Linked DNA regions of Mus musculus: regions 2, 3, 4 and 5 are each linked to region 1. Evidence: chromatin loops called from intact Hi-C (ENCODE). Cell type or tissue: heart. All regions are shown on one strand. Each heading gives the region's core, and the rest is flanking DNA. Links, peaks and the distances in the headings are about the cores only.

Evidence for each region. A loop is a pair of places that touch in the nucleus more often than their neighbours do. Peaks named below come from ENCODE experiments on the same cell type or tissue, not always from the same donor. Only the 100,000 strongest peaks of a DNase experiment are listed, where the experiment ranks them.
Region 2: a loop joins it to region 1, with 3 times the contacts of the local background. A loop is called at or near these places in 12 of 42 quality-filtered maps.
Region 3: it touches region 1 in a loop (6-fold over the local background); 11 of 42 quality-filtered maps call a loop at or near these places.
Region 4: it touches region 1 in a loop (3-fold over the local background); 11 of 42 quality-filtered maps call a loop at or near these places.
Region 5: a loop joins it to region 1, with 3 times the contacts of the local background. A loop is called at or near these places in 8 of 42 quality-filtered maps.

Annotation. Positions count from the first base shown.
Region 1 is chr2:160,595,528-160,601,848 of GRCm38, reverse strand. No RefSeq gene overlaps it. Among named protein-coding and RNA genes, the nearest start is that of Gm14221, 18 kb to the right of the region's middle. In heart, for the core only: no CTCF peak of the experiment used is centred there; a DNase peak (open chromatin) is centred at 3,688; H3K27me3 peaks cover 471 bases.
Region 2 is chr2:160,697,946-160,704,266 of GRCm38, reverse strand. It overlaps Top1 (topoisomerase (DNA) I), which reads right to left. Exons shown (of 21, transcript NM_009408.2): 9 at 6,028-6,143; 10 at 1,444-1,565; 11 at 573-695. Among named protein-coding and RNA genes, the nearest start is that of Gm52567, 30 kb to the left of the region's middle. In heart, for the core only: a CTCF peak has its summit at 3,840; a DNase peak (open chromatin) is centred at 3,826.
Region 3 is chr2:160,939,956-160,946,276 of GRCm38, reverse strand. No RefSeq gene overlaps it. Among named protein-coding and RNA genes, the nearest start is that of Emilin3, 31 kb to the right of the region's middle. In heart, for the core only: a CTCF peak has its summit at 3,624 (motif pointing right); a DNase peak (open chromatin) is centred at 5,206; H3K4me3 peaks cover 806 bases; H3K27ac peaks cover 1,095 bases.
Region 4 is chr2:160,714,809-160,721,129 of GRCm38, reverse strand. It overlaps Top1 (topoisomerase (DNA) I), which reads right to left. Exons shown (of 21, transcript NM_009408.2): 16 at 6,016-6,084; 17 at 5,303-5,417; 18 at 3,616-3,743; 19 at 457-551; 20 at 54-203. Among named protein-coding and RNA genes, the nearest start is that of Gm52567, 13 kb to the left of the region's middle. In heart, for the core only: CTCF peaks have their summits at 3,471 and 3,672 (motif pointing left); no DNase peak of the experiment used is centred there.
Region 5 is chr2:160,726,900-160,733,220 of GRCm38, reverse strand. Plcg1 (phospholipase C, gamma 1) reads right to left here and starts at 1,911. Exons shown (of 34, transcript NM_021280.3): 1 at 1,877-1,911; 2 at 1,188-1,503. The coding sequence starts at 1,404. It overlaps Gm52567 (a long non-coding RNA gene), which reads left to right and starts at 2,474. Exons shown (of 2, transcript XR_003954082.1): 1 at 2,474-3,515. In heart, for the core only: CTCF peaks have their summits at 1,097 and 3,202 (motif pointing left); DNase peaks (open chromatin) are centred at 1,200, 1,630, 1,980, 3,130 and 1 weaker place; H3K4me3 peaks cover 2,049 bases; H3K27ac peaks cover 1,926 bases.

The DNA.
Region 1 (6,321 bases), core at 847-5,846:
TTTTGTCTCTGAGAGGGTGCCCAGGCATTCCCCGGCTTTTTTTTTTTTTTTTAAGACAGTGACAGGTTCTCACTGTAGTCTTGTCTGGCCTAGAACTTGCCATGTAGACCAGGTTGGCTTTGAATTCACAAAGATCCACTTACCTCTTTCTCCTGAGTGCTGGGATTAAGTCTGGCTGGTACACCTCCCTCCTTCCCCTTCCCCTACCCAGAGTTTCTCAGTGTAGCCCTGGTTGTCCTGGAACTCAAGCTGTGGACCAGGCTGGCCTTGAACTCAGAGATCTGCCTGTGTCTGCCTCTTGAGTGCTGGGATTAAAGACGTGCACCACTGACATCTGGCATGGGGCTCCAGTTTTGTTTTGTTTTATAAAATTTATTTGCTTGTTTGTTTTATATGAGTACACTGTACCTCTCTTCGGACACTCCAGAAGAGGGCATCAGAACCCATTACAGATGGTTGTGAGCCACCATGTGGTTGCTGGGAATTGAACTCAGGACCTCTGGAAGAGCCATCTCTCCAGCCCAGTGCTCCATTTTTATGTGGGTGTTGGAGATTCATGTACATCTACGTGCCACGTGCATGCCTGGTCCACTTGGAAGCCAGAAGAAGTCCTTGGATCTCCTGGAACTGGAGTTACAGATGGTTACATCTGCCATGTTTGTGCTGGGAACCCCACCTGGGTCCTCTGGGAGTAACCACTGAGCCAACTCAACTCTCCAGCTGAAACGAACAGCAGTTTTTATAATCAAACTTTTAGTCAGGTGTGCCACCCTACATAATTTTAACCCCAGCGGTCTGGAAGGAGAGACAGGCAGATCTCCTAGTCTGAGTCCAGCTTGCTCTACTTGTGAGTTTCAGACCAGCTGTGGAGCATACAGAAACTTTGTCTCAAAACCAATGAAACAGAAATCACACTCTGTAACAGGGTTCTTTGTTACATGCCGAGGAACTGCAGTTGGGAACTATGAATTTACTTTTTGTATCTAAAGCACTACATTCCTATGAGCGCTATAAGCTGTGTCCCTAATAAAAAGCATTGCATTTCATGACATGTGTGTGGAGTTGCAGATCTGACCCAAGCTGTTTGGGCAGCGTTGGTTGGCACTGTGTGTCAGAGTGTCTGTTATGTCCCAAACTTAGGCTGCAGTGAAGCCTGGCGGTGTAAGACAGGGGAACACTGCGGGGACACCTTGCAGTCATTACGTGTCGGATTTTAAATTAATATTTTCTTGTTGAGTGGTAAGAACCTTTTACTGTTGATTATATATATATATATATATATATATATATATATATATATATTTGTTCAACTTCCATAGCCAGTTCTATGACTGACTGAGGAGGGGCTGTGATCCTGACTTGGGAAGTTTTAAGCCAGGATCTGTGTTCTCTTCAGGAAGACTTAGTTTTAAGTGAAAACATGGGATCTCACGACAGTGTCTCAGTGCAAAGGGTGCACATCCCTACTGCTTTGGCCCTCAGGGATTTGCTTCATCAGATGTGAGCCAGCAATGAGGGGCACAGAGCCCTGCTACTGAACTTCCAGTGCAAAGAAGTTGCTCGAGAATAACTGGTGCCGTTTTTATCTTTCTCTGTGTGATATAGAAAAAAAAAATCAAATAAAGAATATCGGACCTTCTGTTGTTAGCTTGGTCCTTTTTTTCCTAGGAGGTTATTAGGACAGACTCATGAGCATCTTCTTCTTTCAGTCTGTGATTGGTGTTAAGTCAGCTTTTTGCAACTGTGGTAAATATGGAAGAAACTGACGTATAAAGAGAAGCCATTGGCCTTGTTGCTTTGGGTTTATGTCAGACAGCATGTCACGGCGGGAGTCTGTAGTGGTGCTAAGCCACTCACAGAATCCCCCAGAATCCTGTCCAGGAACATAGTTCCTGGGACGTAAAGGCTTCCAAGAGTTCTTGCCTCTTAAAGGCCCCCCCCCGCACCCCCCCCAGGAACTCTGCCTGGGAAGCAAGCCTTAACACATGGGCCTTCAAAGAGTGCTTAACATTCAAATCATAGCAAGAACTTGCCTGCACCTGTTATATTTTCAAGTTAGTGTTGCTGGGCAAAGAATTATTAGCATATCCTCCATTACTGACTCTTTTTAAAATGTTACTTCATTTTCTCTTGACATAAAGCCTTGCTAAATAATATTTGAATTTATTTTCTCATGTCAGTTATTTATTTATTTATTTATTCTGCCAAGACACAGAAAGATTTTTCCCTTTTCCCCTGAAGATTTGGAAATTTTTATTTTATTTATTTATTTATTTATTTATTTATTTTGGTTTTTCGAGACAGGGTTTCTCTGTGTAGCCCTGGCTGTCCTGGCACTCACTTTGTAGACTAGGCTGGCCTCAAACTCAGAAATCCGCCTGCCTCTGCCTCCTGGGATTAAAGGCGTGTGCCACCACGCCCGGCTTCGAATGTCATTTTGAAATAGGCAACAGGTTCCATTCTGTTCTGAGAGTGTCTCTCTGGTGTGGTTTTCCTGTTGGTGGGAATGCTGTTTTATTCCTCATTTGTTTGTTTTTGTTTTTATTTTTTGGTTTTCTTTGTTTGTTTTGTTTTGTTTTGTTTTGCTTGATTTAACTTCCTATGAGATTTGGCCTCAAAACTTTCCTACAGTTTGCCTTTTGTGAAAGTGCTTTTCCTGAACTGAAGGAATCACAAAAGGTTGACGTTCTTAACTGGAAGAGCACCCACTTTCTTGTGCAGTTTTAAGGAGGCATAAAAAAAGATAGTGACCTTTCGAGGGGCGTGGGGTGGGTGGGGTAGCAGTGGGGTGTTCTTGGCTTAATTTTCGGCCTCTCCTTATATTGGACCTTTCTCCTACTTTCTGATTGCTCTGATCCCACTCATTTTTATGTGGGATTTGGAGAGATTAATAAGCTCTGTGGGCATAGCTATGATTTCCCCAGTAAGGTGTAGTGCATTTATTTGCAAGGCTGGAGGAGGCTATGACAGACAGCATTTTCCTATCTATTTGGAGTTGACCTTGAACTCCTGTTTCGAAATGGGAGGTGTACTGGCTGGTTTGGGGTGTCAACTTGACACAGGCTGGAGTTATCACAGAGAAAGGAGCTTCAGTTGGGGAGATGCCTCCTCGAGGTCCAGCTGTAAGGCATTTTCTCAGTTAGTGATCAAGGGGGAAAGGCCCCTTGTGGGTGGGACCATCTTTGGGCTGGTAGTCTTGGGTTCTATAAGAGAGCAGGCTGAGCAAGCCAGGAGAAGCAAGCCAGTAAAGAACATCCCTCCATGGCCTCTGCATCAGCTCCTGCTTCCTGACCTGCTTGAGTTCCAGTCCTGCATCCTTTGGTGATCAACAGCAGTATGGAAATGTAAGCCGAATAAACCCTTTCCTCCCCAACTTGCTTCTTGGTCATGATGTTTGTGCAGGAATAGAAACCCTGACTAAGACAGGAGGTCCTGTTTCTAGGATTCTAAAATTACAGGCACTCACTACTGCACCCAGTCTCAGATCAGTCTGTCTAATGGCAAGCTGCTTATTGAGCCATAGGCAAGACGAGTTCATAAATGTCGGAGAGTTAATTGTTTCTGTGTTGGGTTGGCCAGGCTTCCAGCTCTGGTCCCCCATTCAGGCCCCACAGGTTTAACCTTCGCTCCTTGTACTTGGCTCAGGAGAGAGTTACATACAGTGCGTTTCCCACCTCTGGTGTTTGCTGGGTCCTCTGGGGCATTTCTTCGTAGCGCAGGTTCTGGAGAACAGGAGGAAGGTACTACTGACTCCACTACCCAAGAAAAAGGGATGAACCTGGGTTGTGAAGGGCCTGCTGTGTGAGCCTGCACCGCCACCTGCTGGCCATAAGTTTAATTACACAGCAGAGAGGTTGCAGTTCCCCCCTCAGCCAATGGAGTGGATTCTTTACCCTTCTATTCCCAAAGGCAAACTTATGTTAATATAATGATGATAATAATAGCAGAGAAAGAATTTCTCTATTGTTTAGACGTTTACACCTTTGTTTTTGGTTTTAATGAGCAGGGTCTCTCTACATAGTTCTGGCTGTCCTGGAACTTGCTTATGTAGATCAGACGTGCCTCGAGCTCAGAGATCCATCTGCTTCTGTCTCCTGAGTGCAGGGATTAAAGGTGTGTGCCACCACGTCTCTAGCCATGTCCTTTCTTTTTAGAAACGTAAATAATGTGTATTTATTTTCTTACAGCTCTAGAGACTCTGGCTATTTACATCGGCAGGGATAGGAGGGGGTAGGAGATTCAGATGCTGAGACTCGATGCTGAACTCGACTTCACTAGTTGCCAGAGAGTAAGGTGGCGTTGATTCACCTTCCCGTTTCCAGGTCTGGTTGTGCTGGGCAGGATAAAGAGGCCCAGGCTTAGTTCATAGGACTCGTGGTCTCCTTCTCTTGGGAGAAGGGACTCTGCAGACATGGACCTTGAGGTTGCACGGGCTTCCTGGGGTGCTTTGATCTGATCACCTGAGCATCACAGAGAATGGTCCCTCTCTGTGAATAGAGACCTTGTCTTGGCTTCAGTTAGAGACACAACATCGAAGGGTTGGAAGCTGGAGGTGGGAAACACAAGTAAAGAGTCTAAGTGGCTTCTGGAAACTGAATTTTCTAGAAGGAAGTTGTGCTCGTGTGGCTGGCTGAGTGATTAGAACTTCCTGGTGGTGGGAAGTCGGGCACTGTGGAAATGGAGCCAAAATTATCAGGGAGTTCTTTTTAGTACCCCAATGGCTACTAGGTGCCCATCTCTGTCTGACCTAAAATCCTTTCCTGAATGTATGTGCGTGCATATGTGTGTTCATGTGTGTGCAGGTACATGTGTGTGGAGGCCAGGAGATAATGTCATATGTTGTTACTTAGGAGATGTCCACGGCTTATGTTTTTTTTTTTTTAAAGATTTATTTTATTTATATGAGTATACTTGTAGCTGTCTTCAGACACACCAGAAGAGGGCATCAGATCTCATTACAAATGGTTGTAAGCCACCATGTGGTTGCTGGGATTTGAACTCAGGACCTTCAGAAGAGCAGTCAGTGCTGTTAACCACTCAGCCGTCTCTCCAGCCCATTATGTTTGTTTTTAAAAATTAATCAATTAATTAAATAAATCAAATTATTGTATTTATATATGTTTAATATATAAATGTAACATATCTTATAAAATATATATTTCATAAATAAATAAATTCAATCAACAGAGCAATTAATTAATTACTTACTAGAGTGGTGGGTGAGTAGGTGGCAGTCAGAAGACAACTGTAGGAGATTTTTACTTTCTTCTACCATGTGTGTTCTCAGGATTGAACTCAGGTCACCAGGATTGGTGACAAACACTCACACTCACTGACCCATCTCAATGTCCCTGCCTTGTATTGGTACAGACTCTTCTCTCAGTGGTCTAGAGTTTGCCATTTATGCTAGCTGGCTGGCTAGCAAGCCCCGAGGCTCTGTATGCCTCTGCTTTCCAAGTGTGGTGATCCTAAGTGCATGCATGCCATGGCACACAGCTCTTATACAGAACGCCTGGGGATTGGATACAGGTCTTCATACCCGTATAGAAAATACTTCAATGACAGAGCGATACCCTTGAGATGCTAATATCCTTTTGACTATGAGGTAGACTATTCCAGAATGTATCAGCCTAGCAGATTGCTAGCTTCCATTATCCCCAAAGTTAAAAGTGTCACCAGGTAGCATCTGAGACCTGAGATCCTGGCTTTGCTATGGCTTACCTAACCAATGGCTCCACCTACCTATGTGAGCAATGCCTTGACGTGGGGCCTCCTTTTGTTCTGTAACTATAAAAATATCATGAGAACATTGCCACATTGGAATGCATTTTGGGGGGGGGGCGCGGAGAACCCGAGCCCGTGTTCCTGGGCCACGTTCAGCCATTTTGGGCTCAAGGATAAACTCTCTCTTTTTTCCTCTGCTGTGCAAGTCATGCTTTATGTCACCACGTCTAAATGCTGACAAAATGGATGTCCCTGGGAGCCCTGCAGAGGAATGCAGACCTGCTGACATCTTGGTTTTTGTCCCAGGGACATGGAAGCGCAGGAGTTTACTGTGTCTAGACAATGATGATTTGATAATGTCTTTGTGTGGTCACAAGTTACAAGATAGGAAACGAAAGGTCAAGTGTACATAGTAAGACATTTCCCATGCATTGTAAGGTCTTCTTAGTTCTTTTATTTCATGATCATTTTCTGAGCACCTACTATGTTCTAGAGATGTGCTCACTACAGGGTTACAGGGGTGAACGTGGCTCTTCTGTTACTGAATTTAGGGTCACTATCTGTACTCCAAGAGGTCAAGTTGGTCATCGGTGCTTT
Region 2 (6,321 bases), core at 876-5,875, 100 kb before region 1:
TCCACACACATTAGGAAAGCCCTGTACCAACTGAGCCCTTCCTAGGTATTTTTAAATGTGAGCCTTAGAAAGAGGAGAGGTAAATGCTGGGTAGTAAAGAAGGATTGAATGCAAAACACAGACTCACAAAAGGGTATAAAGCAATTTTTTTCCCTTTTAGTTTCAACACTGTCATGGATTTTGTTTTGGTTTATTTTGTGGTAGGGGATAAGTCCATAAAACATGCATTTGATGGTGAAAGTGTAAAATTTAATGCACACTTTCAGAATCACTTTTTTTCAGTGATTTGGAAAACTACAGATAAAATGAACTTAAAGAAGTCTAATGCAATATTTTGTTTGTTTTGTGGAGACATCATAGTTCTTGCTCAAGTCTAGATGCTGAGATTACAGGCATGTGCCAACACAGATAGCTGCCAGTTAGCACAACACATACATGTAATTATACTTTACTAAGTAAATCTTTAACACAGAAAAATATAAAAGTAATGAATTCACTGTTGTGTCACAAGAAGCAAAAAATTATACAAAGAATCACTATCCAAGATTTTCTAGTTTAGCAGACGATCATACCAATTTTTCTTCCTTGCTCATCTGTTTCCGAGCTTCTGACTGCGCTTTGAAATACTGGCTCATCTGTGTAAAGTCGCATTTGCTTAGGTTGGTAATCGTATTTTTTTCGTCATTAGTCATTTCCTAATTGAGTAAAAAGGTTAAGAAAATTAAATATATTAATAAGTCTTCCTGTCTCTTCAAAATTCATCCTTTTTCCCCTTTAATCAAAGGTGTCTAGAAGGGAAGCCAACCTCAATAACCATTGCTTCTGGGGAGTGGTGCTGCTCTGTTATAAGATGATTAGTTTCATATAAAATATCACTAGTCATTTATCAAAGAAAATTACTCATTTTTTAGCGATCTTTGACAAAAACACAAACTCAAACATATAAACACCAATCCAAGAGACCTATATTAATCAATTACTTTAGCAATAAAGAGAAATACTTTCTTATTCCCATGCACACTAATCTGCTCTTATTAAATTTAGAATGCCCTTGGATGGTGAATTTTAATTCAACCTCTTTTCAAAATTATCCAAATTGAAAACAATGGTACTTTTTTATATCAATACAGAATAGATGGTCAGACTGACCCTGTGTAAAGGCATCAGAGGACAGTCCCTGCAGAAACAATGCTTCCTTTGCTCAACTGGATTTGAGGTTTTCTGTTTAACCTAATCTGATAAGCTCCTTCCTGCAGTCACATGAAAGCTGAGAAGGGATATATTCTTGTTGAACAAAAACCACATTAAAATAGTAAGGGAAAAAAGATATACATTAAACTATACTTTGCATTTTTTAAACAAACAAGACATTAACAAATGAGCTATACCTCTAAGTCAGCACTTTTATAAATGATTAAGATATGAACACATGGGCCACAATACCTTTCTCCAATCTTTAAAGAAATTTTTCCTGAATATTTCCTTAGTAGTATATTCGTGGTCAAGCATTTTTGCAAAGAATGTAGCTACTTCTTCTGCTTTAGGACTCAGCTTCATAACTTTACCTGAAGGAAGAAAATGGTTCCAAACAGTGAGGCACACTATTCATATTCTATGTGCACTGAACACTGGAGAGGTCATGACTGATGGCTCACCTTTCCAAGGTGTACAAAGGTCTGCTGACACACAGTGATAACAACAACAGAGTAACATACTGTCAGAGATCTACTTAAAAATTTCTCCTTCTCTTTAGTAGATATTTACCTGGGTCTTTTTTTGGAGACTATGCCAGTTAATTGTTCCCAGGTGCCTGCTCAGGACAGGGATGACCTGGGGAAGGCCCAGCCACTCTTCCTTTTCCTTTCAGCAAGCAGGGTCCTTTACACCTCTTCAATGGTTTTTAAAAATCAAATCCTCAGAAGGACTCCTGCCACTGCTAAGCTAAGCAGCCTCTGTTCAAGAAGGGGAGGAAAGGATAGGGGCAGGGAGTGGAAGAAAGGAATTGTGGGGAAAAGAAATAGGCATCTTTCTTCTTCAAAGTTACGTGGGTGGAATATGAATAAGAATATATATTCATAGCAGGCAAGCCCAGATTTCCCACATAAAAAGCGTAAATAAGACCTTCCTCTAGAACCTTGCTACTCAAGTAGTTCACAGACCAAAACCATCACAAGCAAGTTTGTTATAAATACCAAGTTTTGGGCCTCAGTCCTATACCTAGAATCAAAAACTGCACTGTATGTCTATGTGTGGGGTTGTATGTGTACAACAGTACCCATGGAAGGTCAGAGCCTTAGGTGTCAGTCCTTGCCTTCCATCTTATTTTGAGATAAGGTCTCTTTGTTCACTGCTATATATATATATAGAGGCTAGCTGGCACGGACTCATCCATTCTCGTCTCCACTTCCCCTCTCACCACAGGGACACGCTACAATTGCAGACAAGTGTGCTACTTTGATGTGGTTCTAAAAAAACATCCTTAAGACACCAGGCTGGTACAGCAGGTACTTTACCCACTGAGCCAGCCTCCCAGCCAGAAAAGCACTTTTGGAGCACTAGTGTATTCAGAGTGAAATACAGGTACACATGCACCTGAAACACTGGGAATAGCACCAGGAACTCACTTCTTTCAGGAAAGTCTAATCATTCCACAGCATGAGGTGAGGGTGGGTTAGGCAGCAAGTAAGTATATGTAAAGACTGTCCAAAAAAGCCTGTGGTTCACAAGGAAAGCCACTACAATAGTTAATAAATCCTGGAAGTGATTTTGTGTCCTCAGATAGATCATAACTGACAGTGAAAGAAAAGTACTTAAAAGCTTAATCTACAAAATATTCAAAGAGAATATTGCACTCCTAGGGCCAATTTCTATCTTTTCTCAAAAAAAAAAAAATCAACTTTATAATATTATATAGAAACAATTTATGCCACAATAGCATTTTGCTGCATTCTAAATGAGATTAATATCTCACACTTACAACTATGTAAGTACTAATAATAATTCAAAAGAATTAAAATTTATTACAGAAATCTAAAACTTAACCAGAAGCCTACTCATTGTAATAATTGAGAGACATCTCATCTCATAATGGGTAGTATTGCTCAACCAGACTGTATGAAACATAGGGAATACATCACAAAACAAACTTGTGCTACAGGTACATTATCAGCTTAGAAGACATAACCTAAAAGGCAAATAGGTGGTGTAGCTCTTCCTCAGCACACTCAAGATTCTGTGTTGGAAAAGGATTTTTTGAGTAAGGTGTTTCCTGTTTTCCCCACTCAGTCTGAACAAGAGTTGCCAGCAAAACAGCAACATGATTCAAATATAATGGAGGGGAATACAAACAAACAAACAAACAAATGGGGGCAAAAAGACAAGGTAGCAGTAGCCTATAATTGTAGCATTCGGAAGGCTGGGAAAGGAGGATTGTGCATTTGAAACTGGTCTCAGCTACAAAATCAGCATCTCAAAACAAAAAATAAAAATAGATAAGGAAATTTTAAGGAATGTGTTCCCTGGTATGTTTGTTTTCATAAACTAAATATTCCCCAATAGTGTTCTTATTTTGGGTGGGGAGCCTTTGCACTGCACTGGCTTTGTCCCACCCACAAAGAACCTACTTGATTTGTTTTAAATGGGCTGTGGAAGGATTAAGTAACAGCTATAGCACCGGAGTGGTGGAGGGTGTGTAGGTTCCCAGCAATCATCGTAGTACTTTGTGGGAAAAGTTGAGCTCCCGGAAACAAAAAGAAACTGTTGAGTCAGAGTTGAAATGGCAGGTCCTTAACAGCGGCTGCAATTCTGTGCTTCAGCCAACTCATGTCCTGTGCAGAGGCGGCCAGGGGGAAGTCCAGGGCAAGGCAGCAATGTCCTGCCTACCAGTACTTACTTATCAGTTTGCACTAGTAAGTCAAACACTCTTGACTTATTTGGAGGAGTTTTATAACCAAAGGGAGGAAATCCTAGGAGGACCAACAGAGAAAAGGAAACTAGAGGTAGGGACCACAGGCCTTAGTTTCCTTGAAACCCCACAATAAAAAAAAAAAAAAAAAAAAACTACTTTCTATCGTCATCACCTTGGCTTTCACAGTGAGGCTTTTCCAGCGAGCTGTCTAAAGTTAGTGAGCTCAGGTCAGGCTACAGAATACAGCAATTGTCTTTTTCAAGGTCTTAAGGCCTTTTCTCTTCACTAGGAAGTTTAAATTTGTGTATTTTCGTAAATCTTCAGGAATGATCTAGTGTGTAGGGTGTCTTACAGTTTCTGGTCAAACTGGTTAGCTAATCTAAAAACTTGCCAGTCACACCACCAAGTGTTTTATGCCACTGACTTCCTACATAGATTAAATCAGTAGTCTCTATCTATCTGGGACTTGGGTGTCTGAACACAAGCATATTCAATAAACATTTCCGAACCTTTCGAAAATATTAGTTGAACATCCATTTCCCAAAACATGTGATTTTTTTCCATTTTCATTTTTTTCACCCCTAGATTTTGGAGAATGACGGTATGTGGGGGTGTGTTTGTAAAAATAAGGTATCAGGTTGGGTATTATTAGTAATCAGTGATGGGAATCTTTAATTCCAGCACTCAGGCAGAGACAAGCAGGCCTCTGAGATCAAAGCCAGCTAAGACTACAAAAATGAGACCTTATCTCAAAAAAAAAAAAAAAAAAGAGGGAGGGAGAGAGAGAAATAAAATATCTTAAGGATGAGACCCAGGTCAAAATTCACTTGTTTCATATACAGATTTCAATTATTGGATGCTAATAAACCCGTCTCATCCTAAACCCACAGGCATCTATGCTCCTAAAGCCATTGCTGGCGGTTAAAGAGATACACCAAGGGGCTGGTGAGATGGCTCAGTGGGTAAGAGCACCCGACTGCTCTTCTGAAGGTCCAGAGTTCAAATCCCAGCAACCACATGGTGGCTCACAACCATCTGTAACAAAATCTGACGCCCTCTTCTTCTGGAGTGTCTGAAGACAGCTACAGTATACTTACATATAATAAATAAATAAATCTAAAAAAAAAAAAAAAAAAAAAAAAAAGAGATACACCAAATAGCTCTGAATGGTTTTGCTATTTTGGTGTCCAGTGTCTCTCCCTGTTAGTAAATACATTTATTTGATTCATAAACACCCAGTCCTACCTCTCATCTATTAACCTGGTGAATTATAAATACATAGAGAGTTTGAGAACGAACTCTAGCATCTCTGGACAGAACTCTTAGAATGAAGGAGTCAGTTGGACATTACTACCTGATACACAGTCAGTCGAAGGATTGTGAGAGGCTACTCTCAGATCCCTCAACCCAAGGACAAAAACACAGATGTGGAACTCTCAGACATTTTAGAAAGTTCCAAGAGACCCAAGGAGGCCAGATAAGGTGGCATGTGCCTCAGGAGCAGATGGGTACATCTACTGAATTCAAGGACAGCTGATCTATATTATCAAGTTACAGGCCAGGCAGGGCTACACAGTTAGAAATGTCTCAAAAAAATAAAATTAAGAGACCTAGGCAGAGCGTTTCTTTAAAATTCACCTGTCAAAGGCACAGTTGCACTACTTAGAGTGACATAGCTTAGGTTTCTTACCTATAAGCTGAATGATGGCCACTAATCCTTTGCTAATACAATTTCTAGTGATAAGCAGCATGTTGGCATACTATATTATCACTAAGTGCTACTATTTAAATGAGAACTCAATACAGAACAGCTTCCTATTGAGTTACACACTCAAAATAAAAACCTTCAATGTGTATTTTATAGGCTGTGAGCCAAACAGATAAACCTTTTTAGACTACAGATAAGACATTAACAGCCCCCTTTTTCATATTTTTCAAGCAGCAAAGGGGTCCTTCTGAATTAAACACCTGAGATTCCTTTTCCCAAGCCACACATAGACAATAAAACAAAGTGAAATAACTAGCTAGGACTGTGCAATATAGGCAGTGCCCTCATTTTCTAACCCTGAATAGAAACAAACCATTCTTAGCCAAAATTCAAACAACCTGAAATAACTCACCATCATAGTAAAACTTGACACTCTCTGGCAGAGGCTCATATGGTGGAGCGAAGACAGGCCCTTTATGCTCTAGGAATTTCCATTTGATGCCTTCTGGATAACGTTCTTCTTCCCACCTTTCAAAGACAAGGCACAAGCTCATTAAGTGATCACCTGGCTTAGTAAAAAGATCCTCACCTATTAAATTCAAAATAATTAACTAATCAATTTGTGGTGCCCATTCAAAGGCTGTGTCTCACTGAAAAGAGCAGCAATTTCAAGCAAACTGAAAGAATATGGTAATTAAAAAAATTT
Region 3 (6,321 bases), core at 800-5,799, 340 kb before region 1:
AGGAGAGACTCCTGAAAGTTGTCCTCTCAACATGCACACACATGCACACACACATCAGTGAATGGCCTTTGAAACCTCTAATGGAGACTTCAGGGACCCTCCTAGATAGAGAAGAGCTAACTCACTAGTAGAGTCGTGGTTTTGTTCCTTGACTTAGCCCCTCACCCAGACAACCTCCCTACCAAAGCAGGGGTTAAAAAGTACATTTTGCAATTTAACCCTAATACAAGGGTTAGCCAAGTACACCCACTCCTCCACCCCGTGCAAAAGTTAATCTGTCCACATTGCTGGTATTTATATTTGCCACAAGCTACCCAGGCTATGTTAGTCTTAGGAGGCATAGCTGAAGCCAGAGCTCATAGTCCCACCGACAGACAACAACATCCCAGTCCTGGCTTCTGTAATACCAGTCTGGGACCTCTCAACTTGGAGACCAGAACTCTGAAGAACTTTTATGAAAACTTGGTACTGGGAAAAAGGGCAGACACAAAGCCGCCCCACTGAAGACCTTTCTGCTTGACTCATTGGCATCTAATCTCATTAAGTGGCCCTCACTCATGTGCTTGATCTGGAAACCTCCAAAGAATTTAAGTCAGAATTGGCCAAAGCCAAGGATTCGGGTTTCATTTGGTTGTGTTTGCAGTTTCTTCAGACCTGTTATCTGAAGTACAGGAGCTGAACAGCAGGACCCCAGGACATGCTTGCTTAGAGCTGCTTTTGTGGTCCACATACAGGATATCAGTGGGATAACATGAGAAGCAAGTAAATAAGTACTGTCTCCCACTAAGTACTTCATGAGCTTAGTGTGGGACTGGAAGCAACGTGGCAGTGGCAGTTCCATGTCACCCGAACGGCTCTGATGCCTGAGCCCTGGAGAAGAAAAGCCAAGTCCAGGGTGAGAAGGGAACAGTAGAGTCCCCAGCAGACCTCGCCCGAGGCGGGTCCTCATCTGATCATTTCTATCCTGGAGGGTCAGTAGTGGGGTTGGTGGAAATGGGTGAAGTCAAGTCCTGGGTCATATACTCCTTTCAGTAGCCAGTAAGGGTTGCCAGCTCCAATAGGAAGAGAAACCAAGAGTAAAGAAAGAACAAAGAAGTGCTTGCTGCAGATCCTGAGGCATGTACACAGGGGTAAACACCAGCTTTCCAGCCCAACTCCAGGGCCCACACACAAGAAAGGTTTCTTTCTGCATGACCTGTGTTCTGGGTGGATGAAGAGACACCACTGTAGTGCCAAGAACAGGGAGGTGTGGTTGAGTACACATTACCAGGACTTACTCAGAGTGCTTAATGGCCTTGTCCTTGGTCCCCACAATAACTGCCTATCTCTATATCCATGAGCGACCTAAGATCCAGAGAGGATAAATAGCTTATCTAGTCAGTGAACTGGTCAGTGACGAGCTGAGCTTTGAGAATCCAAATTGGTTCCTGAGCCCTAAGTTGCCTGTGGGGAGTTGGAGGGAGCGGGCAGCTGTTCTGCCTGGGGGCTTCCTAAACTAGAAGTAAGTACAGATGGCTGAGGGAGAGGGACCGTGCTAGCTCACACTGCCCTTTGCCACCAATGTCACCCTGGAGGCCAATTGGGAGGCAGTTAATTTGGGTATTTCCTAGCCCTGTTAACACGGGTGTTGAGAGGTTTCTGGGCCAGGGTGATCCGGAGAGATCTTGGTATCTCTGCTTGGCCTCACCAGCCTAAGGCTAAGGAGCCATGTGAGAAGTGGCTTCGCCTCTCAAAGGTGGAAAGAAGAATAGCAGGCCTTGAGTAGCTGCTCAGCTATAAGAACCTGGGGGAGAGGGAGCTACTAGAGAAATGGATGCTCCTCACACACTTGACCTCCCGCCCTAGGCAGCTGACCTGCATACACCATTGATGATCACCACGGCACCTATTGGTGCCTCTCTGGGTCACTGTGTCAGGGCTTGAGAGACGTGCACTTATCACAACATGTCTTCCCCAAATGAGAACCCAGTTCAAGTAGATGGCTGCCTGCCTTCAGTGGCACAACTGGTGAGCAGAAAGGCAAGAATGAAGGGCAGTCTAAATGTGCCGTCTACTGTGGCTTTGGCTTCCTGTGTGAAGCCGCAGGCCCCACATAGCTATGTAGAGGGAAAACAGCCAACGACAACCCCAGGCTGAGAAGGGACTTCATATGGATAAATTATGGGAAAAGCCAAAGGAATAGTCCATGGACATGGAGATTATATCACATTTAAATTACCATAAATAAACTTAGTGCTCAGCCACACTCATGCCAGGCTATGCTGCTTTTGTGCTGAGACCGCTGTTGTCACAGGAGCCTATGTCTGTGAAAGCCTGAGACATTCATTCCCTGGTCCTTGACCAAAATTCTTGTCTGCTGACCCCTGGCCCACAATGTCGATTTAATTTATAGACTATTTGTTAAGTCAGTTAAAATCTACTCATGAACTCAAACATTCTATAGGAATGTGGATCCTACAGTAGAATCACATTTACATTTAAGATAAAAACAGACGTCAAAGCAGCCCTGGACTCCAGGCAGCCTCCTGAACATCCTGTAAAACCCTGTGGTCCTTTCACATTGGAGGAAAAGTTTGGTCTGTCCTACCCCATGTTTTTGGGAGCCAGAAGAGGGCAAATTTGAAGATGCTGTCAAGAGTTGAGATTGCTGAAGGGAGGACCCGGGAAGTGTGTGAGGAAAGTCGGGATATAAGGAGATAACCAGGAGCCAAAGCCATCTGTGGCTTGTCATTGAAACAATGACAGTCCTCCAAAGTGGCAGAGGCTGGCCAGCAGAGTGGACCACAGGGAACCCTTGCAGGAGGACAGGCCTGGCAGATGAGCCCTTTATCAGTGCAGAAGTAAGGGAGCTTATTCCATCACAACCCACAATGGGGGTAGCTCCCTCCAGCCAGCTGGACTCTGAAATGTCTTAGAGACTTCCAGGCTCTCCCACAATGGACCAAGCTGGCTGGACCCCGCCCTTGGGGATCTGATTGTGCAGTGAGTGGCAGAGAGAATGACTGGGTTGTGCAGTCGTTGCCCTTTCCTAACTTAACACCAGGTAAGATTTGAGACAGTGTTTTGTTCCCCTGCTGGCCTGTGTGTGCTGTCACACAGTGATAGCAACCTCCAGGGCCTTCACAGAAGCCCCACCCAGCATTCAAAAAGGAATATGGGGGTTCCCGACTGGGCAAAATTATAGAAGGATTTGTATTAGTCTGTTTGAGCTACCATGACAGAGTCGCGTAGTCTGGGAAGTATAAACTTTTTTTCCCACCATCGAGAGGTCAGGAGTCCAAGATCGGGGTTCTGACGTGTCCATCTGTTTCTGCTGAACACTTACTGACTTGCAAACAGCTGCATTCTTGTGGGCACCCAGAGCAGATGCATGAAGGAAGAGAGTGCTTGAAGGCCCCTTTTAAGGATGTAGCCGGGGCTTGCTATCCTAGGCACAAAGGACGAAGTGGAGAGCTGTGGACTTCCACCTCTGTCTGAACAGCTGCCCCCACAGGAGCTGAGAAACAGGGCTGTCCATCCAAGGAACTTCCCACAACCCACAGGCACTCCACTCTAGGTGAGTGGTTCTCAACCTTCCTTTTTTTCAAAAAAGATTATTTATTTTATGTATGTGAGTACACTGTAGCTGTCTTCAGATACACCACAAGAGGGCATCAGATCTCATTACAGATGATTGTGAGCCATCCCTCCAGCCCCAGTTCCCAACCTTCCTAATGCTGCAAACCCTTTAGTAACAGTTCCACATGTTGTGGCGACCCTTGACCATAAAATTGTTTTTATTGCAACTTCATAACTGCAATCTTGCTCCTATTATGAATCGTAAGGTACTTTTGGAGGTCGAGGTTAGTCAAAGGGGTTGTGACCCACAGGTTGAGAACCGCTGCCCTAGGCACAGCAGTGTTTGTGAACTTGGATGTCTACTTCTCAGGGCTCCTACTACTCAGGATGACACACCTGGATGACGTGGAGGCTTAAGGTGGCAGGAGGTGATGGAGATCAGAAGCTTGGCACGTGGCTACTTAGCTGGTACCTCAGTAGCTGGTGTCTGCCTTACAGGGATGTGAGCTCTGTGCTGGTTCATCCCTCATTCCACAGAGCATGGAAACGCATGGTACCTCAGTAGCTGGTGTCTGCCTTACAGGGATGTGAGCTCTGTGCTGGTCCATCCCTCATTCCACAGAGCATGGAAACGCAGATGTTCCCTTATCCTTGATATTTTAAAATGTATTTTATTTATTCTTTGAGAATGCCCTGCATTTACACGATGTATTTTGTTCATAGTTACCCTCCTACAACCCCTCCAACTTCTCCCAGACTCCTTCCCACACCACATCTTCCTCCCATCTCCGTAGTCTCTTCTGTTAGTCTGCTGGATCCATAAGTGTTTCTAGTGTGTGTGTGGATATGGGGCCATCCATTGGAGTATGGACAACTTCCCAGTAGCCGCATCCCTGAAGAAAACTGATCTTCTGCCCCTCGAAGCTATCAGTAGTGAGTGCCTCTGCTAGGGGTGGGGCTTTGTAAGTGCCTCCCCCAGCCATGAGGAGATTTGCTGTGGAACAGTGTCTTCCTGCCGTGACAAGGCTGTACACATAGGGCCTCACAACGGTTGCCTTCTCAAGCCCCGAACACGCTCGATTCCCTGACTCTTAAGTGTCTGCCATCAGTTATTTTCACACTGAGTTATTTTACTTGAAGCAGACAAGTATCTGGCTGCAGGCTGAGCCTCGCTCACAGAGCTCAGTGTGAGCGATTACAGACCCGTGGGTGCCGACAGGTTCCTGATACAATCCGAAGGTAACAGGAGATACAGAAGCAGATTCCGTGTGGAGGGAGGTGACTCCCATGCCCTGGCTTTAAAAGCAGCAGGCTTATCTGGAGGTTTCAATGCAACACTGAGGCCAGACAAGTAGCTTAAGAAAGTCCCCTGAGTAATGTGTCCTTGGGCCCCTACTCAGGCCCTGTTGGAGTGCCTGTGACTGTAGCAACAACACCCTTCAGATAACCTCGGTTTTCTCCCAGTGTCTCTGGGCTCCCAGACCCTTAATGATTGCCAAAAGTGACACTCTCTATAGCCCCCTGCAGGTCTGAATACTGGGAGCAGTGGCCAGAGGAAAGGGAGAGCAATCCCCAGCATGCCCGTGGTGTGATGGACCAAGACAGCTGGAGCTGCCTAGACACCACTCCCATCATGCCCTTCCCGCCCCCGCTTCAGCTCTGACCCAGGCTTTTCCACTCGATTTCAGACTTTCCAGACAGCAAAGCCCAGATGGCCAAGGAGGGAGGGAGGGAGAAGTAGGAATCCGCAGGGATTGGACACAAGGTCTCAGCATCTTTTGGATCCTATATGTATTTCCAGCATCCAGGAATCCCCTCCTAATCTGGGCCAACTTCCCAGCTCTCATCCCTGGGACCCCAAAAGCCACCCTTCTTACATGGATATGGTAACTCTTATAAATGCTCTCATCCACAGGCCAGTAAAACATGGCCCCTGTTGTCTGAACTACCTACTATTCAGGAAGAATTCTTACACCCTTGGACAATTTTTGCTTGAACCCCTTGGGACTCTGGAATAAAACCCTGTGGGAACACAGAGGAAGACCTTCATCATGGTATAGGCAGGAGCATCACAGACTTTTCTCTGTGCCTCTGTGGGATTGGGAGAAATGACCCCAACACCCCCAGCACTACTTAGGTGCTGGGAAACCCCTGACTTCGCTATTTCAGGGACCTGGGGGGGCTTTTGTTCCCTTCAGACCAGAGGAAGAGGCTCAGAGCCTGCTACTAGAAAGCCACAGGAAACTACCAGCTGCTTACAATTGGGGCTGACTCCAGGATGCTCTCAGCACAGGCTGATGGATGCTGAGATGCCACATGGCCTGGGCCTCTTCTCCTGTGTCTGTTTAATGAAGAAGGCCCCTCCAGCTCCGTTGCCCCACCATGGAACCATGAGTTGCTGTGCTCCCCTTGTTGGGGTAGGAGGTCTCCAGGCTAGGCTCAACCTTAGACTGCAGGGCCCTCTCCCTGGCTGGGGCTCAGCACTGATATTCCCATTCAATCTTGCCTTAGAGCAGGAGTCCTGAGTCTCCCAGGCAGGATCCCTACCTCCCTATTAGTCTGTTCCCCATGAGGCTTTTTTGTAAAAACTTTGGCTGGAGACCAAGGAACTTTTGAAACCTCTATGGGCTAGACCAAGATGTACAGACCTGTCTTCCTCCTAGAGTTGATAGGGACCAGATTGTTCACAAATACTGAGGTGGAAGCTGGAGGTGGAAGAGAGGAAAGGATTGCTTAAAGTGGCCTTGCCTACTGCAGAGGCCC
Region 4 (6,321 bases), core at 660-5,659, 120 kb before region 1:
TTTCTGCCTTTCCTTAACCAAAAGCAGGAAATCTACACAGGCCTAAGACTTACCAAGCCACTGTGATCCTAGGGTCCAGATAATTGAGTTTGGAGGTCCCCAAGGCAATTTGTTTGTTCTCCTCTCGATCTGTGGCTTGAACTTCCAGCTTCATCAACTGCTCTTCTAGTCTCTGTACAGCCTTCTTTTTTGACTCTACTACCCTGGAAGAATGGCAGAATCATACATTAAGACTGACCTCTGGACAAGAACAAACAAGTATCCTATATACTGCTTAAAGGAGAAAATCATGGAAAATTTCCTCAAGAAGTATTTGAAAACAGCTGAGAATGGTGGTTTATCCTAGGAAGCCAAGGCTACATAATGAGACCATGTGAGCTGGAACACTCAGGCCTCTGAGTGATGGTGCCAACTGTTCTCCCTTATCCAACCCTTGGTACAGTGTCAGGTACATACTTCTTGGTCTTTGCATCCTTCATGACTTTGGCATCAGCCTTAGCACTTTTCAGGTCCCTTCGAGCATCTGCTAACTGATCTTTCTTGGCATCAATCTAGATAGACAGAGAAAAACGGCAGTGCAGTTAGGAATAAAATGACCTGGAGAGGGAAAGAAGCTTCATCTGAGAACGTAAAACTGGGAGCTGTAGTGCTTCCTAGTACAAAAAGGCTTTATGAAAATGGTGGACAGTGACTGCAGAAAACAATCCAGCTGCTGTCTGCTGCTCATTTACGTTCTTCGGTGAACAATATAAGGTTCTGTAGAGTAACCTGGAAATCTGGTTGTACTCTTTCAGGAAAACACACTAGCTTTAGAAAACAGAGGAGGACCCAGATGACAGCTATTTTCAAATTAATCCTATGCCAGACTTTAGCATTCTTTTGTTTGTTTATGAGTTAGTTAGTTCGTTAGAAAGAGACTGGAGCCGGTGGTGCACACCTTTAATCCCAGCACTTGGGAGGCAGAGGCAGGCAGATTTCTGAGTTTGAGGCCAGCCTGGTATACAGAGTTGAGTTCCAGGACAGCCAGGGCTATACAGAGAAACCCTGTTTCAAAAAAAAAAAAAAAAAAAAAAAAAAAAAAAGGAAGGAAGGAAGAGACTAGAACTCACTCTGTAGACTAAGCTGGCCTTAAACTCAGTGATCAGTGATCTTCCTGTCCTTGACTTTCAAATGCTGGGATTATAGGCGTGGGCCACCACTCTGGGCCTTTAGCATTCCTTCTGAGACTACCAGAGGAGATACACACATCTACTAAGCAAGCCTGCCAAATCTGGGAAAGAATTGCCAGCTTTGGGAAAGGATATACTAAAGAGGATATCACAGGAAATTATAAACTGGCAAGTAGACATCAATGAGGAATTGCTTCAACTTGGCTTACTATTTTAGAAAGTAAAGGAGTCTAAAGTGAGAAGAAAATTAGTCATCATTCAATAAGCATCAATTGAAGTTTTCCCTCCACAGAGGAAATCTTATGGAATCCATATCTACAAGGAAGAGACAGAATAATTCCATCATTCTTTCCTGCTTGTTGAACCCACAAAACCTAAATTCTGCTTTGGGTGTTGCTTAGAAACAGCAATATGATGATATTGTAGCTAATGCTGGTGAGTTTGTGCTGCTGGATTCTAAAGAATCCTATCCCCATAATCACCCTGCTGACCTATGAGGTCAAGAGAATATCCCAGAGTGAATACATGTTGACTTACACACATTGGGTTGTTGTTGACTGAGCCTAAAATTTGTTAGAAAAACACCACACCCATTGCCACCCTCTACCCTTCCGGGGGTGGGGGTAGGGGACCCACATAAAATGCAGCCCAAGATTAGAAACAATTCACCATTGTGAGAGAATCATTAAATGTTTACTGTTAGTGGCTTCCTTCCACTATCTATGTTGTACTAGAACTGACTTTGCACACAAAAGCATTGGAGCCACAACTAGGCAGAGGCTTCTTAGACTAGAAACACAGCAAATCACAGTCGTAACCATTTCTGTGAATGCTAAACTGGCAAGCTATGTCAAATTCTCTCAAAGACTCCATTGACTGACTAGGCAACTGGGCGTGTGTTTACTTTGTGGGCACACTGGAGAAGGTTCCTACACTTGGAGGGCTTCTTTGGCAGACAGCCCGAGCTGCTCAAACAGTGGTTTCAAATGAGAGCAACAAATGACCTCCTCATTCTCCAGGAAGGGTCTCCTGAACTGTGTAAATAGCACCTGGTACTCATACTTTATTTATTCTGGGCTTGGAATGACAACACATGAGGAAAGTAAGCAGCATCAGAGGATCTCCATCTAACAGGGCAAAGCAAAGGCTCATGCTCAAAAGGCAGTCTGTGGGGTTCTTAGCTTGCTGACCGTCGTCCTTTGCTGACCTTAGGTGCAGATTTGAGATTCACTCCCTGTGGATCTGGAGATCCTTTCAGGCCAGGGGTATCAGAATCTCTAGGTTGTAGCTTTAGATTAATATACATTATGCCTGTGTTCTCATCTTGCAGAAATCTCAATAGGGGAATATTCTAAGCCTGAAAATATGTGTTAAGTTTCATTGCAAAGCAGTTTCTAAAAGTAAATTGTCCAAGTATAGAATTCTATAAATTTGGATTAAAAAAAAAATGCATCTGTACTTTGGCTACTCTCTAGTTGACATTATTTCCTCTTTAACTGTGAGCAAGAATCCAAAGAAATAACTTGTCTTGTGACTATTGCCAACAGATGGTGAATACTTTCCTGTTATGCATTGCAGTGTTGCAGAACTCTGGAAATGTCACTTTTATTATCATTGTCTTAAACTTTATAATTGTTAGGATCACCTCAAGATCTTAAATGAGGATACTTATTCCTAAGCCACAGACTGTGTGTATTAAATGTTTTCCATTGTAACCCTGTGTGTCTGTTTTAACATGTTCACTGTGGATTTAAATGCATAGTTAAGCAGCCAGTGCCGAGAGAGAAACAACAACTTGTTCTCGTATCAGTCTCTCCCAATAGGGCACAACCTGACACAGTCATATCTGACACACCTCAACCGATGTAAATAGTTGTTCTAGGATTAGGAGCGAATTAAATGCCATTGCTTCACCATCTTTTAAACTTCAAACAATGTAACAGGATTCCTCTCCCTTCCCCTGCTTCTGCTTTGGGGATCAAGCCCAGGGCTTCACATATGGTAGACAAGCAAAGGTGGGTTCTGCCACTGAGGTGTATCTTTCTGTCATGTTTCTTAGCCAGATCACCGAGACTTTATTTTTGTCATGCTAGGGATGGAGCCCAGAGCATGCTGCACACAAGGCAAGCATTCTACCACGAAGATTTCCATTTTCCCTAAGTATAACAAGGACAACAACTAGCAATTCAGTGGTATGTCAAAGTTAGCACTTCAAAACAGAAAGTGGCTCATAGAGAACTTGTGTCTCCAGCACAAATATTTTAGGAAAAAAAAACAATGATACTATCAAATTATTTCCATTTGTTGAAAAAAAATCTTTCTAAACCGACCCAGATTAGCCTGCTGTTATCCCAGGCCATACTATGTCAGATTCCAGAAGCCTCTGCTTGTCAGAAGACATCAGACATGGACTCCCTTTGCTACCCTACCTTTGGACCCACCATACCTTAGACTGCAAGTTCATCATTGACTTCTCAAAGGTCTTTGGTGGCGCCCTCTGGTGGTTACAAAGAATTGCAACAGCTCGATTGGCACGGTTATAAGATAGAATCTTCGCTGGTACATTCTCATCAGCTACAAAGAAATATAATAGTAACTGGGTCAGTTTGTATACCAAGAATATACACATGAAATGCATTCTAGATGTTTTTACAAACCTTCAGTTTATCATAACCAAGTTTCAAGGTCAACATTTGAGTCAAAGGCAGTAAATTTCTACATAAACCTGAATGAGTTTCTGTCACAGGAGGAATTCTGAGCCTCTCTTTTATATTTTTCTTTACCCTTACTGGATTTTGTGTCCAGGTCTCATTATGAAGTCCAGGTGGTCTCTAAACTGCTAAGTTCCTGAATAGCTATAACTACTGCCCAGCTTGTCTACATTACAGGGAAATCTATATTTTTGGTTTTGTTTCTTAAAAACTTCAAGAGTTGGGCCTGGAGAGATGGCTCAGCTGTTAAGAGCACTGACTGCTTTCCAGATGGTTGTGAGTGCAATTCCCAGCAACCACACAGTGGTTCATAGTCATCTGTAATGGAATCCAATATCCTCTTCTGGTATGTCTGAAGACAGTGACAGTGTACTCACATAAAACAAGTAAATCTTTAAACAAACAAACAAACCAAAACAAAAAACAAAAACCCAAAGCCCCCAGACCTTTATACTGCTTTTCTTATTCCCTGTCTCCCACTTACTAGGCAGATGTAGCAAATGCTGCAGCTGTGCTAGAAGAAATGACTACAGGAGAATGAGATGAAGGGATCCTAAGCTATACTGCAGGGGCTGCAGAGAAGGCTCAGTGGTTAAAAAATACTTGCTGCTCATGCAGAGAACCTGGGTTTGGTTTCATCTATTACTCTAGTTCTAGGGATCTGACTTTCTTTCTTTTTTGTGGAGGGGTAGGAGTGGGGATGGGGTGTTCTTTTAAGACAGGGTCCTTGAACTTGCTCTATAGACCAGGCTAGCTTCAAACTCAAGAGATTTGTTTGCCTCTGCTTCCAAGTGCTGGGCTGCCACCAACACATCCAGGCTTTTTAGCCACTGTTTAAACCAATCCTAATTACTGATCTCCAGCATACCATCTCTGGCTCGTCTAAGAGCATTTGATACATTTATAGAAGGCAGTGGAAATTCAAGTGGCAGGAGCAGAAGGGTTGCCTACAGCCTCAGCTGTGGGTAGGCTGAAGCAGAAGGTTCACTAGCTTGGATCACATGATGAATGTGCCCAGCCTTTAGCTACAGTGTGAGAGTTTGTTTTAAATGGAGAGGAAAAGAAGTTCTAAGGTCCCAGAGGTAATTATTACATACTATTATGAAGACCAAAAAGAAAAAAAGAAAAAGATTTACTACTACATTTTTCTGGTAACCATGACAACTCTATTCTCCCCAATTTAACACCACTGCCTATACCCTCTGAGCTTGTAAGTAACACAGATAAAACATAAAAATTTTTAGACCAGATGCAAAGCTCTTGTTAGTATTCTATGAGATTAATCTAGAGTTTGCAGCAGCAGTGGGAAGAAAGGCCTTGGTTTTGCTTAGACAGCAAAGCCTCTTCAAGAGGTTGGCGGGAAAGAATGAAGAGAAGGAAACTGGCACCATCCCAAGGACAACCATACAGAGTATTACTTACGGGCTGTGAGCTCTTTAAGCTGCTGCTGTAGTGTGATGGAGGCATTGTAGGTACGGAACACCTTGGCAGTCAAGCCCTCCATGAGATCCTGAAGATGTTTATTTAGAATACCAGTCTGCATTAAACACGACAACAAAGAGGATATTGGAACTGAGGTAAACACCAAATCACCCTTTCCCTTACAGTGAATACTAGGAGTCCTTGTGCCAGTGCTGCCACCATCCTGCCAGTTACTGTCCTGTCCTTCACAGAGGAAGTTAGCAAAGAGGGAAAATAATTCCAGAATACAGGAAGGATTGCATAGTGCCTTTCTATAAAGTACTTTAATCTTAAGTTCAAGACAACAAATTTTTTCTTTCTTATAAATATCTCTCCCAGTAAAGAAAGCAAGTGAAAGCCTTAGGTCTGTAGCAAAGGCAGCTGGGCGTCTCATGAAAGCATGAAAGGATGAAAGGAAGAGGGAAGATCCATGGAAAGCTCAGCTCCCTCTGCCTTGCAGCTTTGGTAGGAATCCACAGCACCACCCACAGGGTGGGAGGAGGGAGGGTCTGCTGCTGGTTACAGATGACTGAGTGCCCCAAGGGAGGAGGGATATGTAGAATGTCACTGGACAATCTAGACTGAATGGACAGTCCAAATACCCTTTGACAACTCTTGACCCCAGGAGCTTGAGATTGCCTTGGACTTTAGCCTAGTGTCCTGTGTTTACTCACATTAAGTCGATCAAAAAGATCGTCCTCAGGCTGCTTGTTCTCCATAAACAGTTGTAAGTTTTTAAAAACCTAAAACAAGTCCAATTATTATTTTAAAATTTTTTAGAAATAATTTCAAACTCACAATAACTTTCAAAAAAGAGAAAAGGTAGAAAGACAACCTATATATATTATACCCAAATTCTTGTTCTGCATGTGTAAATTTACATAAATACCTAAGTATCAGTTCTCAGCCATTTGTGGTATATATTGTAACTCAAATAGGATGTTTGTTAGCATCAAACATCCTGGCATCTACTTCCTAAG
Region 5 (6,321 bases), core at 709-5,708, 130 kb before region 1:
TTCTGTCAGACCTGAAGTTTGTAGTTGAGGATGGCTGTCTTACCACAGAAACCTTCCTTCCTCCTCATCTCCTCACCCATCGACACACATGTACACCATCCCCAGGAAGATCTGTGGGACCTTCTCTCCGTTGTTACTTCCTGACACCACCCCCCCTTCTCTAACACAGACCTGGCTCTTAGGCTAGGTCCCTTCAACCATAGACTCTTTGGGGGTTCTTGTAAGAAACATCTCAAAGCCTGGAGTTGCAAAGACTCCTCATCCTGCCTCACACCGAGGAAAATGACTATCAGAAAGAGCCGAGGTTTCTCAAAACTCCTGACTTACTTCTCCCACCAGAGACTTGTGTGTAAACCCACCACACTCAGGTCTGGGAAGGCTACGACAGGAAACCAGAGGAGCAACTCTGGGCTACCCTGTGGTCACGAGAACATCCAACACAAAGGGCTGGACCTCAAAACCCAAGGCCAGGGAACCTTTCTGAATGCAAGCTCCTTGTTATATGCTGCAAGGGCAAAGGAGCCCTGGCTCTAGCTTTGGATGGCTGCCTAGCACCATGGACCTCCAAAATTCAGATCTGGGGCAAAAAAAAAAAAAAAAAAAAAAACCATCCACGGGACATGGGGAGGGGGAAGCAGTCACGGTTTTAGCTTTCATACCCCATCCTCCCAAAGAAGAGGGAGATGAGTAGGCCCGCTCTGCTCCACAACCAGCCCTACCCCAACATCTGCCTAAGTTCTACATGAGGATTCCAAAGGTTCTTGCGCCAATAAGCCCATCCCGGAGCTCTTAGGAGTTTTCACAGACAGCACACTCTGGAGAAATGGCAGTGGGCAGGAAGATCTTGTCGGTTCCCCAGGTTCTCAGGTTGGATGAGGGGGTCCCTGTCTTGGCTTCCCCTCACAGCCACTGACAGCCGCCCGATGCTAAGGGCCGGAATCCCACTCCACTTGTCCAACCAGTGAGGACTCTTAGGCCTCAGGGCAAAGTGCCTGGAACACTCCCCCCCTACTGGGGGAGGGGGTGTCCTATCAGGTGATCCAAGACCCGGATGCCCCCCTCCACCCGCCCCAGAGTGACCACCAGGGACTGGGCGGAGACGGGGCGCCAGGCGCGAGGCCCGAAAGTTTGCCCAAGTGTTTGGGAGGCGGGCAGGCGCGAGGCAGGCCGGAGTGGGGCGCACTTACTGGACCCCTCGATTTTGTCCGCGCCGCGGCTCCATGTGATCTGGCGCGTCTCCAACTTGACCTGGAAGGTCTTCCGTTCTGGCCGCTGCGACTTCTTGGAGTAGAACAAAGTCATGACGGTGCCCACCTCGAGGCTGCGGCAGAGGTGCAGCACCTCGGCTTCGGAGGGTGCGCCAGGCCCGCAGCCGTTGGCGCAGGGGGTCGCGACGCCCGCCATGCTGCAGCGACCTCGGCGACGCAAGCCGGCGGGCCCGGAGCGGCGGAGGCGGAGGCGGTGGCGGCGGCCGGGGAGGCGAGCGGGACCCGGTGGCAGCTCCTGCGGGCGGACGCGGGGCGGGGACTGAGCGCGGGGGCGGGGCGGGGTGAGGCTCCGCCCTCAGCGCGCCGGGAACAAAGACGCTCCTGGGGACGACCCCCGCCCACCGCCGCGCCTGCGCCCCGCAACCCGGGGCAGGCCGCAGCGGGCGGACCTGGACACCTCGGTTCGGCCGAGCTTTCCCCGCGCAGGCCTGACACAACGCGGGGCACGGCCGCCCGTCACGCACGCAACCCCGCCCACAGGCTGCGGCCCGTCGGTCCGACGCGCGCACGGGCCTCCGGCCCACACGGGACCCGCCGCGGCAGTGTGCACGCCTCCCAGGGAGCGAGGGGGCTGCGCGACCCCCAGCCCTCCCGCCGAACCCGGTTACCTGGCAAGGCTGCCGGGCGGAGGGAGCCGCGCCAGCCTGGCCTCCTCACACCCGCGGTGGCGGCGGGGGCGGGCCCTCCGCGCACCCTCTCCGGGGAGGGGCGCACTCGTGGATTGGCTAACAGGCCGTGAGTGACAGCACGCCTGCCACGCCCCCTCTGCGCAGACGTCTTTTGCAAGGGCTTGAGCAGACAGACGGGTTCTAGGGTGGCCTTGGAGTGTGGCCTCTGGGGAGGGGGCCACGCAGGTGTGGGCAGGGCCCTCAGACTCTCGGACGCGGGTCCGGTGGCCTTCGAGGCCTCTCGCGTGGTCCGCTGCCCTCCTCACGCTCCGCCCGCGCCCTACCTGCACTTAGTCTCCGAAGCTCTGGTTTGTCCTCTGCCTCATTTTCCTCTGGACTCAGTGCTGGGCCAGTTGCAGGGTGGCTTCCCCTCTGCGCAGACACAGGTGACCCCAATCCTGGGTCTCCCCTGACCTCCCGACCCAGGCATCTCGTCATCTGCGCCACAGCCTTGCTTGCCATCCTCATCACATGGCCCCTTTCACCCGCTACACCTTCTCTATATGGCAGTGAACTCCTGAATTTGGAAGACCCCACACCTTGCAAGAACCTTTTTTCTTCTCTCCCTCATCCCTAAGTAATCCACTGAGGCTCTTCCCTCCTGCCTTTGGGGCTCTCTCCACTCTACGCACGATCCTGAGGACCCCTCTTCTCTCTGTGTACACTATCCTCTTGGGTCTTGCCTGCATCTGAGCTTCAGAATTTACCACTAAAGCCTTTGAAATTGCGTACGTGAATTCCCACTGTGCTTCAAATCAGCACAGCTTCGTGGCCCAGCAGTCCTGTCTTGCCTTCCCCTATCTCTCCTGCTTCATCCCTCACCGCGGACTTTGCCTCTATTCTCCAGACATGACACCTGTCTGTGACTGTTAAATAACTTAAAATCAATCTTCCAAAAGCCGTTCTCTGAACAGCACGGGTAAACCCGAGGGCATCCCTTGATCCTGCCGTCTGGCCAATGATGAGCAGACAGTTAGTTGGACAGCTACCCTGCAGCTCTGGACAGCATCTGCATTTCAGAGGTGAGAAGTCCCACACAACATCCCCTTGCAGGAAAGCTCCCCTGGGATTCCTGAGACTAGAATTTGTGATGTATGGGTTTGGACAACCCACCCACCTGGGCCACCTTCGCTTTGCCAGGCAAATAGTGACAGATGCGCTATTTCCCTTGAGGGTGGTCTCAAGAACGTCCGAATTCTGTATACCACTGAGGAACTTTGTCCTGAGGGACTGGGGAGTTGAGATAGACTGACTGCCACCTAGTGACAGGCCTCTGATGTAGGCGGAAACTGGACTTGAGGTTGGCTTGCACAACTCATGATCCTAATTATCTTCTAATCAAGGTTTCAGAGCCCCGTGACTTGAAGTCAGGCTATGTAATAAGTGGGAAGCTGAGTGTCTGTGTTCCACAAGAGAGCCCACTGGGTGAGAGGTAATCCTGGTGGCCATTGGCTAGCTGGCCAATCATTAAGTAAGAGGAGCTGTGTCTTATGTCTGTAGGACTTCAAGAGAGGCCAAATGGTGTAAAGAGATGGACATATGTATTTTGAAGGGAAGGCTGGAGGAAAGTACTTTCCAGGTATGAATAACAGCATGTGCAAAGGCCCTGGGGTTTTTACTCAGTGGAGGGGAATGGCCAGCCAGGATGATTAGACAGAGAGGGCAGATGGAGCTGAACAGGGCCTTTCCCTGCCTGCCTGGTCTGGCCGGTTCTCTCAGGAGACACCCTCTTAAAATGTTGTAATCGTTGTTGAGCTTTCTGTGCCAACTCCAGCAGCCTAGAGGCTACAGTATGCTTTAAAATTCTATTTTCTGGGAGCTTCCTTGTGTTCAGCCCAAACCTTTTTTGCTTTTGTGTCTGTAACAAGACCCCACCCCCACCCCCAGGGGCTCCATGATTTTCTTCCAACAGCAATTTGTTTGCCAGGCCTATAATTGGGAAACAGGGCCTCATTTCCTCTTCCTAGCTTCCTAGGCCTTAGGTGTCTCCTTCTACCCAAGGAAGTTTGGGAAAAGTAGGGCACACACAGGGTGTAGCCAGTATGGGCTTCCCCCAGCTCAGCATATATAAGGATGTGTAGGTGTCACTGGTAATGTATATACATTTGTGCTGTCTGGGAGGTGCTCTAGCCCCCACACAAGGCACTTGCCTGTGACGTCACCCCGACTAGCCCAGATTGGGGCTTATTTCAGGCAACACTCATGCTTCAACCTTAGCTTATACCAAGCCTGTTCCTGGAGTCAAGGAAAGACTGCCCAGCTGCCCCTCTGGCCTGTGGGCCTGATCTCATATTGCGTTTAATAACTACTTAGAACAGTGGTAAGCATATTGTGAGCTTCTTCTTTTTTTTAATTTATTTTTTATTAGGTATTTTCCTCGTTTACATTTTCAATGCTATCCCAAAAGTCCCCCATACCCACCCCCCAATCCCCTACACACCCACTCCCCCTTTTTGGCCCTGGGGTTCCCCTGTACTGGGGCATATAAAGTTTGCAAGTCCAATGGGCCTCTCTTTGCAGTGATGGCTGACTAGGCCATCTTTTGATACATATGCAGCTAGAGACAAGAGCTCCGGGGTACTGGTTAGTTCATATTGTTGTTCCACCTATAGGGTTGCAGATCCCTTTAGCTCCTTGGGTACTTTCTCTAGCTCCTCCATTGGGGGCCGTGTGATCCATCCAATAGCTGACTGTGATCATCCACTTCTGTGTTTGCTAGGCCCCGGCATAGTCTCACAAGAGACAGCTATATCTGGGTCCTTTCAGCAAAATCTTGCTAGTGTATGCAATGGTGTCAACGTTTGGAAGCTGATTATGGGATGGGTCCCTGCATATGGCAATCACTAGATGGTCCATCCTTTCGTCGCAGCTCCAAATTTTGTCTCTGTAACTCCTTCCATGAGTGTTTTGTTCCCATTTCTAAGAAGGGGCAAAGTGTCCACACTTTGGTCTTCGTTCTTCTTGAATTTCATGCGTTTAGCAAATTGTATCTTATATCTTGGGTATCCTAAGTGAGCTTCTTTATTTACAGTTACCATGTGGGTCCTAGAGATAGAATTCGGGCCATCAGGTTTAACAGCAAGTACCTTTACCCACAGAACTACCTCACTTTCTCTGTTTTCTGTTTTTAGTTATTTTGTACAAGTTTGTCAAAGCCAGGCTCATCTTGAGTTTAGCTATTCTCCTGACTCAGCAACTCAGCCTTGCTGGGATTAAAAATGTGAGCTACTGTGCTTCCCGGCTAGGTCGGAATTTGTTTTAGGGTGCTGTCTCTGATAGGTTAGTGGGTAGAATACTTTTTAGGGAGCAGCCCTAAGGTCAGCATTGTGGAAGCAACAGGAAGGAGATGGGAGTGCGAACAGCCTCAGACAACTTCCAGGGAACTGTGTTGTGCAGTGCTATCCTGGAATGGATGTTCATTGTTCTGCAAAACGTTCATCCTCAGCCTCCTGGCTCTTTGTGAGCTGACGGACTGGCAGATGGATTTCTATTTACACTTCTTCCAGAAGTGATGACAAGTCTTTCCTTGAACAGGAAGCAGGTACGCTGCTATGTTCACTGCATTTTTCTTCAGGTATGGTCTTGCTTGTAGAACCCAGGCTGGCCTTAAACTTGAGGCCTCCCCAGCCTCCCAAGAATTGAGACATCCAGTGGGCACCACTGCACCAAGCTCTTTAGGAAAAATAGAGGGCACTTAAAACACAAAAGGACAAAAATGCTGTGTGGTTGAAATGGGAGATGTGATTATAAGGGCAATCACAGTATGGTTGAGTGGTAATGGAGCTGCTGCGATTAAGAGGCAGCTGTGGCTGAGCTCTATAGTAGCTAAAGTAGTGACTCTCAATGTTTGCTAACTAGTTCTGTGGAAAGGGAATAACATTTTCCTGGAATTAAATTATAAGAAAATATTCTCACATGACTATGTATGTGATTAAAATAACAGAGGGCATTCTTAGCAGGCTAGTACCAAGTGCTAACACACTTTTCTTCGTTATAATGATTGACTCTAGAAGTCATCATGTCAGAGCATAGTGATGTTCCGTTCACAGAGGGAGACAAAGACTTAGACTTGAAGTGTCTGCTTAATCCATTCATCAAGCTGTGTTCCGTCCCTTATTTCCTCTGCTGTTAACTGTACATGCAGCAAGCACTTCCTAAGTGCACACCTCAGTGAACCTGCAGTATAAGCCCTTGTCCTCTGACCTGCAAACCTATCTAGGGCCCCATCCCTTCTGACATCATAACCTCCGGGCTCCTTTCCTTAAGTCAGTTGCATTCTCAGTCCCTTAAAGGAACTTTAGGGGTTTTGTTTGTTTTTACTCAAGTTAAAAATCGTACCTGCTGGGTGGTGGTGGCACACCTTTAATCCCAGCACTTGGGAGGCA